Regions from separate parts of the Homo sapiens genome. Here region 1 is linked to region 2. Evidence: chromatin loops called from intact Hi-C (ENCODE). Cell type or tissue: dorsolateral prefrontal cortex. All regions are shown on one strand.

Region 1 (8,000 bases), 210 kb after region 2:
GTTTTCTTCCTCCAAGCTCTGGCTCCTGGACTGCATCTCTGGATGAACCTGGGATTGAAGGGAACTTGAAGCCTGCAGGGAAGGACACAAGGCTGGCTGGCTTCACCACCTGCTGATTGTAGAGCCCCAGAGCCTTGAGTGAACATAGAGGGTAGCCAGGTAGTGGTTACAACAGGGCATGGGGGACATCCAGTGCTGTGCTGGCTTCAGGTTTGACACAGTGTAGTCATAGTGGTAGTGGCCACAAGGGAGCTTGTGTCACCCCTTCCCCACCTTCAGGCAGCTCAACACAGGGACAGAGACTCCATTTGGGGGTGAAAGTAAGGGAAGAGAACAAGAGTCTCTGACTGGTAATCCAGATAGTTCTTCCATATCTTATCTAAGACCACCATGGGCAATACTTCTATGAGTCTGCAAGAGCCACAGTGTAACTGGACTTGGGGTGTCCACTAGTGTGGATATGGCTGCAGTGACCAAAAACTTAGATCACAACACTCAAGTCCTTCAAATACCGGGAAATTCTTCCTGATAAAGATGTGTACAAACAAGCCCAGTGTGCAAAGACTACAATAAATACTTAACTTCTCAATGCCCAGCCACCAATGAACATTTGCAAACATCAAGACCATCCAGGAAAACAAGACCTGACCAAAAAAACTGAATAAAACACCAGTGACTAGTCCAGGAGAGACAGAGATATGTGACTGTTCAGACAAAAAATTCAAAATAGCTATTTTGAGGAAACTTATTCAAATTCAAGATAACACAGTTAGAAAGAAATCAGAATCCTATTGGAAAAGTTTAACAAGAGATTGAAATAATTGAAAAAAATCAAACAGAAATTATGGAGTTGAAAAGTGCAACTGACTTAATAAAGAATAATACATCAGAGTCTCAACATCAGAACTGATGAAGCAGAGGAAAGAATCAGTGAGCCTGAAGACAGGATATTTGAAAATATATAGTCAGAGGAGACAAAATAAAAAAATAATAAAGGATGCCTATAAGATATAGAAAACAGCCTCAAAAGGACAAATCTAAAAGGTATTTGCCTTAAAGAGGAGATAGAGAGACAGATGGGAGAGAAAGTTTATTCAAAGAGATAATAACAGAGAAATGTACAAACCTAAAGAAGGATATTAATATTTAAGTACAAGAAGGTTATAGAACACCAAGTGGATTTAATCCAGATAAGACTACCTCAAGACATTAAATGATCTCTCAAAATTCAAGGACAAAGAAAGAATCCTAAAAGCAGCAAGAGAAAATAAATAAATTACACCAAATGGAGCTCCAATATGTCTGACGGTAGACTTCTCAGCAGTAACCTTACAGGTCAGGAGAGAATGGCATGACATATTTAAAGTGCTGAAGGAAAAAAAAAGAAAAACGTTTACCCTAGAATAGCATATCCAGCAAAAATATCCTTCAAACATAAAGAAAAAAATAAATATTTTTCTAGACAAACAAAAGCTGACGGATTTTATCAACACCAGAACTGTCCTACAAGAAATGCTAAAGGGACCACTTCAATCTGAAAGCAAAGGATGTTAATAAGCGGCTAGAACTCATCAGAAAGTACAGTACTCACTGGTAAGAGCAAGTACACAGAAAAACACAGAATATGATAACACCATAATTGTGGTTTGTGAACTACTCATATATTTTGAGTAGGAAGACTGAAAGGTGAACTGATAAAAATAATGACTACAACAAATTTTTGAGATATAGAGAGTATAATAAAGTATAAATAGAAAAAAGTTAAAAAGCAGGGGAACGATTTTAAAACATAAAATTTTTATTAGTTTTCTCTTTGTTTGTTTGTTTATGCAATCAATGCTAAATTATCATCAGCTTAAAATAATGGGTTATAAGATATTGTTTGCAAGCCTCATGGCAATCTGAAATCAAAATAACTTATGACAGATACAGAGAAAATAAAAAGCAAGAAATGAAAACATACCACAAGAGAAAATCACCTTCTCTGAAAGGAAGATAGGAAGGAAGAAAAGAAAGAAGACAACAAAGCAACCAGAAAACAAATTACAAAATGGTAGGAGTAAGTCCTTACGTATCAGCAATAACATTGAATGTAAATGAACTGAACACTCCAGTGAAAAGACAGAGTGACTGAATTGCTAAAATTACAAGACCCAGTGATCTGTTGCCTGCAAGAAAAACACTTCACCTATGAAGACAGACATAGATGCAGGAATAGCTATATTTATATCAGCCAAAATAGATTTCAAAATGAAAACTATAAAAAGAGACAAAGATGGCCATTATGTAATGATAAAGGGGTCAATTCAGCAAGAGGATATGACAACTGTAAATATATATGCACCCCACACTAAAGCCCCTAGATACATAAGCAAATATTACTAGGACTAAAGAGACAGACTCCAATAATAGCTGGAGATTTCAACACTCCACTTTCAGCATTGGGCAGATCATCCAGACAGAAAATCAACCAAAAAAAATTGGACTTAATCTGGCCCATAGACTAAATGGACCTAACAGATATTTACAGAACATTTCATTCAACAGCTGCAGAATGCACATTCTTCTCCTAAGCACATAGATCGTTCTCAATAATAGACCATATATTATGCCACAAAACATGTCTGAAAAAGCTCAAAATAAATTATATTAAATATGTTCTCTAACTACAGTAAAATAAAAGTAGAAATCAATAACAAGAGGAATTTTGGAAATGATACAAACACATGGAAATTATAAATATGCTCCTGAATGACTGATGAGTCAATGAAGAGAAAAAGGGAGAAATTAAAAAATTTTGTGGAACAAAACAATGGACAGAACATACCACAACCAATGTAATACAGCAGAAGCAGTTATTAATAGGAAAAATTATAGGTATAAGAACCTACATTTAAAAAGTAGAAAAAGTTGTACTAAAAATAAACAACCTAATGATGCATCTTAAAGAACTAGAAAAGCAAGAGCAAATAAATCAACCCAAAGTTAGTAGAAAAAAAGAAATAATAAAGATCAGAGTAGAAATAAATAAAATTGAAATGAAGAGAACAATACAAAAGATTAATGACATGAAAAGTTTGTTTTCTGAAAACATCAACAAAATTGACATTTAGCCAGACTTAACTAAGAAAAAAAAAAAGAAGACCCAAGTAAATGAAACGAGAGATGAAAAAAGAGACATTACAACAAATACTGCAGAAATCCAAAGGATCATTAGAGGCTACTATGAACAACTACATGCCAAGAAATTGGAAAATCTAGAGGAAATGGATAAATTCTCAGACATATACAACCTACAAACATTGAACCATGAATAATTTCAAAACTTGAATAGACCAATAGCAAGTAATGAGATCAAATAAAAAGTCTTCCAGCAAAGAAAAGCTCAGGACCTGATGGCTTCACTGCTGAATTTCATCAAAAATTTAAAAAACTAATATCGATCCTACTGAAACTGTTCTGAAAAACAGGGAAGGAAGGAATACTTCCAAACTCATTCTATGAGGCCAGTATTACCCAGATACTAAAATGAGACAGACACATCAAAAATACAAAAAAAAAGGCCACTATATTTGATGAACATTGATGCAAAAATACTCAGAAAAATACTAGCAAACCAAATTCAACAATAAAAAGATCATTCATCATAACCAAGTGGGATTTGCTCCTGAAATGCAAGCATGATTCAACATACACAAATAGTGAAGGTGATACATCATTATCCACAGAATGAAGGCAACAAAATGCTTGAAAAAGTATTTTTATTGTGAAGGGATGTTGATGAAATTCAACATCCTCTTCTTGTGCCAGCTTTTAAGGGGAATGCTTCCAGCTTTTGCCCATTCAGCATGGTACTGGTACAAGAACAGACACATAGAACAATGGAATAGAATAAAGGACCCAGAAATGAGGCCACACACCTACAACCATCTGATCTTCAACAAACCTGACAAAAACAAGCAATGAGGAAATGATTCCTTATTCAATAAATGGTGCTGTGATAACTGGCTAGTCATATGCAGAAGATTGAAAGTGGACCGCTTCCTTACACTATATACAAAAATCAACTCAAGATGGATTAAAGACTTAAATGTAAAACCCAAAACTGTAAAGACCCTGGAAGACAACCTAGGCAATACCATTCAGGACATAGGCACAAGCAAAGATTTCATGACAAAGATGCCAAAAGAAATTGCAGTAGTAGAAATATTTGCCCACTCCAGTGTCCTGGAGAATTTTCTCAATGTTTTCTTGTAGTAATTTTATAGTTTGAGGTCTTAGATTTAGGTCTTTAATCCATTTTGATTTGATTTTTGTGTATGGTGAGAGATCGTGGTCTAGTCTCATTCTTCTGCATATAAATATCCAGCTTTCCCAGCATCATTTATTGAACAGACTATCTTTTAGCTAATGATGTTCTTGACATCTTAGTTGAGAAGACTACTATAAGGTCTAACTTTGGCTTTACTTGCAAACATATATAAACATATTGATACTAATAGAAGCAGTTTGAGATGTTTCCAGAAAAAAAATTTAACCGCCAAGTTTAGTATGTTTAAACCTAGTTTTCAAAATTGGTTCTGTTCTTTCAAGAAGTACTTCTATGTTAGAAATAATTATCCTTAAATTCTAGAAAAGCTGATCATCAAAATTGTGTCGCTGTTAAGATAGAATTTATTCTAACATTTCTAGCAGAAAGAAAAATTAACTCATTTTTAGATGCAATGCCTTTGTTTTATAATACTAAATAATTATGATATGCTTTGACTGCGTCTCACCCAAATCTCAACTATAGTTGTATCTCCCAGAATTCCCACATGTTGTGGGAGGGACCCGGGGGAGGTAATTGAATCATGGGGGCCAGTCTTTCCTGTGCTATTCTCGTTATAGTGAATAAGTCTTACGAGATCTGATCGGTTTATCAGGGGTTTCTGCTTTTGCTTCTTCCTCATTTTCCCTTGCTGTCGCCATGTAAGAATTGCCTTTCACCTCCTGCCATGATTCTGAGGCCCCCAGCCATGTGGAACTGTAAGTCCAATTAAACTTTTTGTTCCCAGTTTCAGGTATGTTTTTATCAGCAGCGTGAAAACAAACTGATACAAATTATTAATAAGCATGTGTGTTTTAAATAGTAAATAATAAAAAATAATTCTTTAGTGATTTAGTAGATTTTCTAATTAAGAACAATTTAAAAACACATTAGTATATGTAAAGTAACATGGAATGTAAATGCTGAATTAAGTGAGACATCAGAATGGGGCAAAATTAATTGGGAAGGCATTTTTATGTGGCGATTTAAAAATTATGTTGAAAACTATAGAATGCCAGAAAAGATAGGATTGTATTTGACGAAGAGCTCATGGAACATGAAAAGACATAAGGTAGAAAAGAGTTAATGAGGTTATCCAAGTTAGAAAGTGAAGCAATGTTTCAATTACTAAGGTCTAAAGAGTAGGTAGAATTCAATTATTTCTCCTTTGTATAAAGTTGATTTTTCCTTTACTTTGATGTTTTTCATTTATTTTAATAAGACATACTAAAAAAGCAGGGTCTTGATCATACTAACTAGACCTTTTGAGTGATTTAACTGCTTAACTGTGGGCATTGCTTCCATTCTTGACTTTTTCACTCTAGTTTCCTATTTTATAGAAATATTTGAACATAGGATTTTTAGCAAGTATTATCTGATTATTAAATGACAAATTCAGAACATTATTCTATACCACAGCAAAAAGCTATGTTTCCTCCCAGAAACACCAATGATTCAATTTGTCGTCTTGGACAACTTACAAACACCTAAACAGCTCACCTGCTGAAATTCTTACCTTGGACTTTGTGTAGTCAACATTTGTGTTTCCATTAATTTACATTTTTTATGTCCAATTATTCACTCTCCATACTTATTCAAATTCCCAAGCAACATAGATGTTTGGTTACACTCAATACATATATATGTATTTATGTTATGTATATGTGTATACATGTATATGTATTTACGTACATGCATGAGTGTATACATGTGTAAGATACATGTCATGCGCACATATACACATACTATATACACATGTATGAGTGTATACATGTGTATGATACATGCCATGCACACATATACACATACTATATACATGTGTACACATGTATATATATAGTGAATATGATTTAAATTTAGTAAGAAAAATAACTACATCTATACATTAGTTTAATAGAGCATCTACTACTGGAATTGTAAAATTTCTTTTAAAATATTTCAGTTGATTGCTAGTTTTTAATAATATAAACTGAAGGAATATAAAGGAAGGGGCCACATCAAAACACCACTTATGCGTCATTTCAAATCAGTTATATCACTCAAGTTTTCTAAAATTATAAGTAAAATTAAAAAGAGTGGAAAATACATCAGATGTAAAAGAATGTTTTCAGTTCAAGGACAAAATTAATTATCTAAATTATCCCAGCAGGTTTGGTGGTCTTCTTTGTATGAGCCACCTGCTTTTCCCTTTCTTGTCGCCCTGGCTTTTTACAATCGTGCCCGTAACCCTGTCATTGACCATGTTATCGTTTAAGAGCTTTGTGATTTTAGAAGGATGTGTGTGGGTCATGTTTAAGCCATTGTCAGTTGCTATTATAATTACAGTGATTGTTATCTAGTGAAAGCTTTGCTGGCAGAATTCCACCAGAAGGCTAAAACTTGCATCCAAGTTTTCATTAAGCTATTGGGGTTTGTCATTCTATTTAAAATGAGATTTAATTCTGTTTTTATTAAAGTGTAAGCATTATTGAATTCCATAACTATCAAAAAGGGCTTTCAAATTTATTTAAAAATCAGTTAACTAATTAAAGACCGTCACAAACCAGGACATTAAATCACATATGATGCATATTTGTGATATCAGTTCTTAAAACAGGTATATACATAAAATACAGTATTATTTTTCTGAACCAAATTTTTTTATGAAACAGAAAATTTCTGAAACCATAGACTATTTGGTTTAAAAAAAATCATGTTATATAACCCAGCAATTGAACTCCTTTGTATTTACCCAAAGGAGTTGAAAACTTACATCCACACAGAGGGATCCACTGCACAGGGAGGTTTATAGCCTTGGGAAGCAGTGGTTGCCAGGGTATGGGAGGAGGAAGCGATAAATAGATGAAACACAGTGGAGTTCCAGGGCAAGGAAACTGTTTTATAAGATACTGTATTGCTGGATACATGTCATTATACATTTGCCCAAACCCATGAACGGTACAAGATCAATAGTCAGCCCTATGTAAACTATGGACTTCAGGTGATTATGAAATATCAGTGTAGGTTTGTTGATTGTAACAAATATACCACTCTTTTTTTTTTTTTTTTTTGAGATGGAGTCTCCTACATACCACTCTTAATGGGGGTTGTTGTTAAGAGGGGAGGCTGCGCATATGTGGGGTAGGCAATATGTGGGAAATCTCTATGTCTTCCTCTTAATTTTGCTGTGAACCTAAAACTTCTCTTAAAACTAATGTCTTTTAATAAAAAAACATGTTTTACTTTGTGATCAGTAAAAATTATGCCCAAGATTATACTTAGATACATAACTAGTTACAAATCATTACAATAATTCCCCTGAGAAAGTTTACTTTTGTTCACTATTGTTTACATACAAGAAAAAGTTAATGGTTTTATAAGGAAGATATTTAGTAATCAGAATTGAATATGTGTATACTACATTTGATCAGAAAATACCTAAAATTATTACCTGGGAATATTGGTTAATTCATTCTATTGTGTATGCACCCATGTGTGATGAAGGGAGAAGGGAGATGAAATAATACCAGCATCCTGAACCTGAATGTCCAGCTTCGCCTTGTTCTTTGTGGATTATAAGACCATTGATTAAATAAATCCTTTCATCAAAATTATCTTGTAAGTAGAAGTTCAACAAATAACTTGCTTCACATGTGAAGACACAAAAGTACACAAATCAAAACCAAAAAACCTAAGGCTACCTGATGGCAAG
Region 2 (8,000 bases):
AAGACATACAAGCAGCTAACAAACATGTAAAAAGATGCTCAACATCTGGAATCAGCAGAGAAATGCAAATCAAAACTGCAATGAAATGTTTATCTTACTCTAGTCAAAATGGCATTATCAAAAAATCAAACAATAACAGATGTTGGTGAGGATGCAGAGAAAAGGGGTCATTTATACACTTGTGGGAATGTTAAGGAGTTCAACCCTTATGGGAAACAGTATGGAGATTTTGCAAAGAACTGAAAACAGAACTACCATTTGACCCAGAAATCCCACAACTGGGTATCTTCCCAAGGAAAATAAATCATGTTATCAAAAAGACACTTGCACTTGTATGTTTGTTGCAGTACTATTCATAATGGCGAAGTCATGGAATCAATCTAAGTGACCGACAACAGTGGATTAGATTTAAAAAATGTGGCACATATACACCGTAGAATACTACACAGCCATATAAAGAATGAAATTTTGCAGCAGCGTGGACATAGTTGGAGGCCACTGTGCTAAGTGAATTAACATTTAAACAGAAAATCAAATACTACACCATCTCACCTATAAGAGAGAGCCAAGCAATAAGTACACAGGGTTATACATATGAAAATGATAGATACAGGGAACTCCAAAATTGGGGAGAGAAGCCTGGGGGAAAGGGCTGAAAAACTACCTATTGGGTACAATGTTAAATATTTGGGTGATAGGTTCACTAGAAGCCAAAAACGCAGCATTATACAGTACACCCATGCCACAAACCTGCACAGCTATCCCCTGAATGTAAAAACAAAGAGAAAACTAAGTAAGCAAAGCATAAAAATGGGACCAATAATATCTTCTTTTTATTAGTTTTGATTGTTCTAAAGGTAAGAAGGGATGGCACATAAAGTGCCTATCAAATATTGCTCGGTTCATGATAAGAATAGTAATAATGGTAGTCACAAAAAGAGTCATAACTTCAACAACAATGATGATGATGACAACTAGAACAATTAAGATATTTATTATAGCTTTGAGAAGATTTTAGAATTTTATGAAGTCATTTTTCAAGTAGTGTAAGCTTTCTGTTTGGCAAAAGGTTTTGCTTCCTTTATGTTATAATAATGGATCTTTTGCCAGGCATGGTGGCTCACGACTGTATTTCCAGCTACTTGGGAGACTGAAGTGGGAGGATTGCTTGAGTCTGGGAGTTCAAGACCAGACTAGGCAACATAGTGAGACCCATATAAAAAAAAAGATTTTTCAATTCAAAGTTAATGTTACTAAACATATCAAAAATTGTTTAGTCTTATGCTCTGTGTGGACATGGAAAATAAAAGATGAATAGTGAATTTGTTTTCTTTTTAAAAAAGTTGTATAGACATCAAGACACTCCCACCCTTTTTTGAGTAGCTGTATCACTTTTGAGATTCTGCACGTATATTGAGAAGCTCAAAATAAAAAGCCTGGTTTATAGAATTTTTAGTGGTGAGGACCAAGTTAGAGCTGGCTAGAAGGTTCCCTGCCAAGAGAACTGCAGATGAGCGATTCCCTAGATTAGCACTGAAGTGGGAATAGGGGAAGTGTTTCCAACTGCCTAAGATAAAAAAGCTGAAGCTTAAACATTTTTAATGTTCAGAAAGCTGACACAAGATTACCAGTGCTATACAAATTAAATTATTTTCTTATTTTCTTACTCCTGTGCTTGCCCCCAATGTCTACTCCAAAGGACCAGCAGAAATCTTGCAATCTGGGATAGAAGGAGTGAAACTAAAATGGAAAAAGAGTAATCTGATTACTCCCACCCTTCCTGACTCCTACATATCCCATCTAGGATTTTAAACCAAGATTAAAGTTTTTCAATTGTATGGTCATGGGCATTTAAATCATTAAACAAGTCTTTATTTTGTGGTGTGGAATGACTGTATACAGTTTGTTTTGCCTAGCAGGGAAGAGAAAAGTCAGTGCATCTGCCTGAGTTTTCATTTAGAGAGGTAAGAGAAGAATTGGTTCTACTACTAAACATATCTTTATTCTCTTTCCAAATAATACAAGGACTCCAGAAGATTGAATTCCCCAGTGGACAAGTCTTTGTTATGAATATTTTAATTTTATTATATTGCCTGCTCTTTTGTAGTTGGATGGAGTTACATGACTAATTCTGACCAATGGGCTATGATTGGAAGTGGTGACATATGTACTTCTATGTATATTCCCATGTGTTTTCTTTCCCAACCATGACATCTTGAGAGACTATATGTTTCAGTTGTACAGCTGCATGAAGACGGAACTCTATTAGCCTTGGTACCACTGTGACTTTTTGGAGCAGATTCTCTTAGTGACTGTTGTTGGTTATGTAGTTTGAGTGAAAAAAAGACCTCGTTATGTTAAGCCACTGAGCTTTCGGGGTTGATGTATTGCCCTAATATAACTAGCCTGTTCTGAATAACAAATACACAAATATATCATTTTTTTACGCTCTTCATTCTTTCTTGCATCTCAGATTTTCCATTTAGGGTTACTTTCCTTTCCTCTGAAGTACATCTATTATCTCCTTTGATGTATGTTTATTGGTAGTAGAGTAGTTCCCCTTTATTCACAGGGCATGTTCCAAGACCTCCAGTGGATGCCTGAAACCACAAATAGAACTGAGCCCTAGATATGCTATGTTTTTCCCTATACTTGAATATTTATAATAAAGCTTATAAATTAGACACAGTAAAAGATTAACAACAATAATAAAATAGAACAATTATCAGCAATTTACTGTCATAAAAGTTATGTGAATGTGGCCTCTGTCTCTCAAAACGTGTTATTGTACCGTCTGTACCCGCCCTTCTTCTTGTAATGACGTGAGATGAAATGACTATGTGATTGAGATGAATTGATGAAACAGGATGGAAAGAGGTTTCATCACACCACCTAGAATGGCATGCAATTAAAAAATTGTAAATAGTTTGTTTCTGGAATTTTCCATTTAATATTTTCTGACCATGATTCACTGTGGGTGATGGAAGCCGTGGAAAGTGAAACACTGGATAAGAGGACTACTCTACATATTTTGTTGATCTTTACATATGTAAAACCTAGTTGACTAAACTGAGAGTGCTTAAATTCCCACAGTGTTTGTGTTTGCTTTTGCTAGAGCCAGGTGATGTTCCCCGTCTTATGCTACTCCAGCCCCTTCTACCATCACTGATTCAATCCTAAAATTTTAGGTTGTGTGTTTTCAACTAATTAACACTTTTATATCAGCATTTGTTTCAGGGTAACTCCACCTGTTATGTGTTCTCAAAGTTTACCTAGAGTTTACAAAATCTTTCAGCACTGCATCTTTGTCACATTAGTGGGTAAAGTATGAGGTCCCAGCCCTTCTCCCTAACCACTTTATCTTTTTGCTCTGCATATTTGAGGAACATTACACATGACTTCTCTCTGGGCCTCACGGGAGAAAAGAGTGTCTTAAAAATTTATAAAGCTTTTGAAGTTCTAAAACCTTGGAATTGGAAGATTAGAAATTTTTACTACCTTGTGTAATTTTATTTTGATATGTTAAGTTTCTTGATTACTTCCTTCTTGAAAAATTTATAACCTCCTACATGGAGGAGAACTCAGAGATCATTTTGTAAAATAATTTCAATTTAAAGATGAGGAAGTGTGAGCTTGTTGTGTTAATGTGGCTTGCCAAGATCACACAGAGGGAAACACAGGCTTGCTATGTTTTACCTGAGAGAAAGTTAGAGAGACTGATTAAATTTAGGCTTTAGACTATTTATCACTGAGTAGCAGCCTCTTTACCTCAATACTTAGTTGATTAAAATCCAAAAGTTTCCAGTAGCCTTTAAATATCAAGGAATGGACCACTGAGCTAAACAAACGCTGGAAACAAGTTTCAGAGAGTGTTTCCATTTTATATAATTAGTTGTTTCAAAAACTAAGGGAATCAACTTTTAGACTCCCATGCTAGTAGTGACTATGACAGTGTCAGCAGGGGGCAGCCAGCTCCTAAAATTTGGAAACATGCTTCCTTCTTGTCTTTTCTGTTTAAGTTTCCAAATCAGGCTTTATAAAATCAAGTTTCATAAAACACTTTATGAAATAGTGATACTGCTTGGTTAAATATAAGAAGAACATTCTGCTTTAACTTCAGCTATTCCAAGGCCAACTGGTACACTGAAAGTCAATTCTGACACTAACCACCCAGAGATAGTGTCAAACCAGACAAATTTAAGGCCAGGGTCCCCAACAAGACCACCCCCACTTTAGATGCCAGACACAAGTTAAGGGGGTTCTCAGGTTACCTACACTTCTGATTAACTGGGTGTAAAGTTGGGGATTCCAATGACTCCCTTCAGATGTAATAATTCACAGGAATGACTCAGAGAACTCAGGAAAGTGCTGTATTTTTTTATCTTTTTTGTAAAATTATACTTTAAGTTCTAGGGTACATGTGCACAATGTGCATGTTTGTTACATAGGTATACATGTGCCATGTTGGTTTGCTGCACCCATCAACTCATCATTTATATTAGGTATTTCTCCTAATGCTAATCCTTCCCCCAGCCCCCACCCCCCAACAGGCCCTGGTGTGTGAGTGATGTTCCCCTCCTTTTGTCCCTGTGTTCTCATTGTTCAACTCCCACTTACGAGCGAGAACGTGCAGTGTTTGGTTTTCTCTTCTTGTGTTACTCTGCTGAGAATAATGGTTTCCAGTTTCATCCATGTCCCTGCAAAGGACATGAACTCATCCCTTTTCATGGCTGCATAGTATTCCATGGTGTATACATGACACATTTTCTTTATCCAGTCTATAATTGATGGGCATTTGGATTGGTTCCAAGACTTTGCTATTGTGAACAGTACTGCATTAAACATACATGTGCCTGTGTCTTTATAGTAGAATTATTTATAATCCTTTGGGTATATACCCAGTAATAGGATTGCTGGGTCAAATAGTATTTCTAGTTCTAGATCCTTGAGGAATCGCCACACTGTCTTCCACAATGGTTGAACTAATTTACACTCCCAGCAACAGTGTGAAAGTGTTCCTATTTCTCTACATCCTCTCCAGCATCTGTTGTTTCCTTACTTTTTAATGATTGCCATTCTAACTGGCATGAGATGATATCTCATTGTGGTTTTGATTTGCATTTCTCTTATGACCAGTGATGATGAGCATTTTTTCATATGACTGTTGGCTGCATAAATGTCTTGTTTTGAGAGGTGTCTGTTCATATACTTTGCCCACTTTTTGATGGGGTTTTTTGGGTTTTTTTTCTTGTAAATTTGTTTAAATTCTTTGTAGATCTGGATATTAGCCCTTTGTCAGATGGATAGATTGCAAAAATTTTCTCCAAATCTGCAGGTTGCCTGTTGACTCTGCTGATAGTTTCTTTTGCTGTGCAGAAGCTCTCTAGTTTAATTGGATCTCATTTGTCTATTTTGGCTTTTGTTGCCATTGCTTTTGGTGTTTTAGTTATGAAGTCTTTGCCCATGCCTACGTCCTGAATGGTATTACCTAGGTTTTCTTCTAGGGTTTTTATGGTTTTAGGTCTTATATTTAAGTCTTTAATCCATCTTGAGTTAATTTTTGTATAAGGTGTAAGGAAGGGATCCAGTTTCAGCTTTCTGCATGTGGCTAGTCAGTTTTCACAGCACCATTTATTAAACAGGGAATCCTTTGCTCATTGCTTGTTTTTGACAGGTTTGTCAAAGACTAAATGGTTGTAGATGTGTGGTGTTATTTCTGAGGCCTCTGTTCTGTTCCATTGGTCTATATATCTGTTTTGGTACCAGTACCATGCTGTTTTGGTTACTGTAGCCTTGTAGTATAGTTTGAAGTCTGGTAGTGTGATGCCTCCAGCTTTGTTCTTTTGGCTTAGGATTGTCTTGGCAATGTGGGCTCTTTTTTGGTTCCATATGAAATTTAAAGTAGTTTTTTCCATTTCTGTGAAGAAAGTCAGTGGTAGCTTGATGGGGATAGCATTGAATCTATAAATTACTTTGGGCAGTATGGCCATTTTCATGATATTGATTCTTTCCATCCATGAGCATGGAATGTTTTTCCATTTGTTTGTATCCTCTTTTATTTCCTTGGGCAGTTGTTTGTTGTTCTCCTTGAAGAGGTCATTCACATCCCTTGTAAGCTGTATTCCTAGGTATTTTATTCTCTTTGTAGCAATTGTGAATGGGAGTTCACTCCTGATTTGGCTTTCTGTTTGTCCGTTATTGGTGTATAAGAATGCTTGTGATTTTTGCACATTGATTTTGTATCCTGAGACTTTGCTGAAGTTGCTTACCAGTTAAGGAGATTCAGGGCTGAGATGATGGGGTTTTCTAAATATACAATCATGTCATCTGCTAACAGAGACAATTTGACTTCCTCTTTTCTTAATTGAATACCCTTTATTTCTTTCTCTTGCCTGATTGCCCTGGCCAGAACTTCCAATACTATGTTGAATAGGAGTGGTGAGAGAGGGTGTCCTTGTCTCGTCCCAGTTTTCAAAGGGAATGCTTCCAGTTTTTGCCCATTCAGTATGATATTGGCTGTGGGTTTGTCATAAATAGCTCTTGTTATTATGAGATACATTCCATCAATAACTAGTTTATTGAGAGTTTTTAGCATGAAGGGCTGTTGAATTTTGTCAAAGGTCTTTTCTGCATCTATTGAGATAATCATGTGGTTTTTGTCATTGGTTCCGTTTATGTGATGGATTACGTTTATTGATTTGTGTATGTTGAACCAGCCTTGCATCCCAGGGATGAAGCCAACTTGATTGTGGTGGAAAAGCTTTCTGATGTCCTGCTGGATTCGGTTTGCCAGTATTTTATTGAGGATTTTCACGTCGATGTTCATCAGGGATACTGGCCTAAAATTTTCTTTTTTTTTGTTGTGTCTCTGCCAGGTTTTGGTATCAGAATGATGCTGGCCTCGTAAAATGAGTTAGGGAGGATTCCCTCTTTTTCTATTGATTGGAATAGTTTCAGAAGGAATGGTACCAGCTCCTCTTTGTACCTCTGGTAGAATTTGGCCGGATCCTGGAATTTTTTTTGGTTGGTAGGCTATTAATTATTGCCTCAATTTCAGAACCTGTTATTGGTTGATTCAGAGATTCAGCTTATTTCTGGTTTAGTCTTGGGAGGGTATATGTGTCCAGGAATGTATCCATATCTTCTAGATTTTCTAGCTTATTTGTGTAGAGATATTTATAGTATTCTGTGATGGTAGTTTGTATTTCTGTGAGATCGGTGGTAATATCCTCTTTATCATTTTTTATTGCATTTATTTGATTCTTCTGTGTTTTCTTCTTTATTAGTCTTGCTAGCAGTCTATCAATTTTGTTGAACTTTTCCAAAAACCAGCTCCTGGATTCATTTATTTTTTGAAGGGTTTTTTGTGTCTCTATCTCCTTCATTTCTGCTCTGATCTTTGTTATTTCTTGTAGTCTGCTATCTTTTGAATTTGTTTGGAAAGTGCTATATTTATGATTACAGTTTTATTACAAAGGATGCAAATCAGGAAAACCAACCCAATGAAGAGATGTATGGGATGAGGTCTGGGAGAAAATGCAGATCTCTTTTCTCTCTTCATGGAATAAGGGCATGTCACCATCCTGGCACATGAATGCTCTCTGGCACGGAAAGTTCCACTGAGCTTTGATGTTCAGAAATTTTATTGGGGTTTCATTGCATAGCTATGATAGATTGAATTATTGGTCACATGTTCGAACTCAATCTCCAGCCCTCCTACCCTCTCCAGAAGTTGGGCTGATATCACATAGTTCATAGTTCTAACCCTCTAATTACATGATTAGGTTTTCCAACATGAGCTGTCCCTGTTAAGAAGCTATCTAGGGGCTGACCATGTGGTGCCTCCTTGGCATAACAAAGATACTGATAAAACTCTGAAAATTTCAAGGATTTAGAGATTTCCTCCTAGGAATCAAGAACACAGTTCAGTAAAATTCCTTATTTTACAAAAGAATCACACAAACATACATATACTCATCTTTGCCAAAGAACATTACTGC

The links. A loop is a pair of places that touch in the nucleus more often than their neighbours do. Peaks named below come from ENCODE experiments on the same cell type or tissue, not always from the same donor. Only the 100,000 strongest peaks of a DNase experiment are listed, where the experiment ranks them.
Region 1: it touches region 2 in a loop (4-fold over the local background); 3 of 110 quality-filtered maps call a loop at or near these places.

What each region holds. Positions count from the first base shown.
Region 1 is chr7:124,380,622-124,388,621 of GRCh38, forward strand. LOC102724577 (a long non-coding RNA gene) reads left to right here and starts at 4,977. Exons shown (of 4, transcript XR_927926.3): 1 at 4,977-5,028; 2 at 7,793-7,906. In dorsolateral prefrontal cortex, no CTCF peak of the experiment used is centred here; no DNase peak of the experiment used is centred here; H3K4me3 peaks cover 391 bases; H3K27ac peaks cover 582 bases.
Region 2 is chr7:124,167,315-124,175,314 of GRCh38, forward strand. No RefSeq gene overlaps it. Among named protein-coding and RNA genes, the nearest start is that of TMEM229A, 140 kb to the left of the region's middle. In dorsolateral prefrontal cortex, a CTCF peak has its summit at 3,949 (motif pointing right); a DNase peak (open chromatin) is centred at 3,947.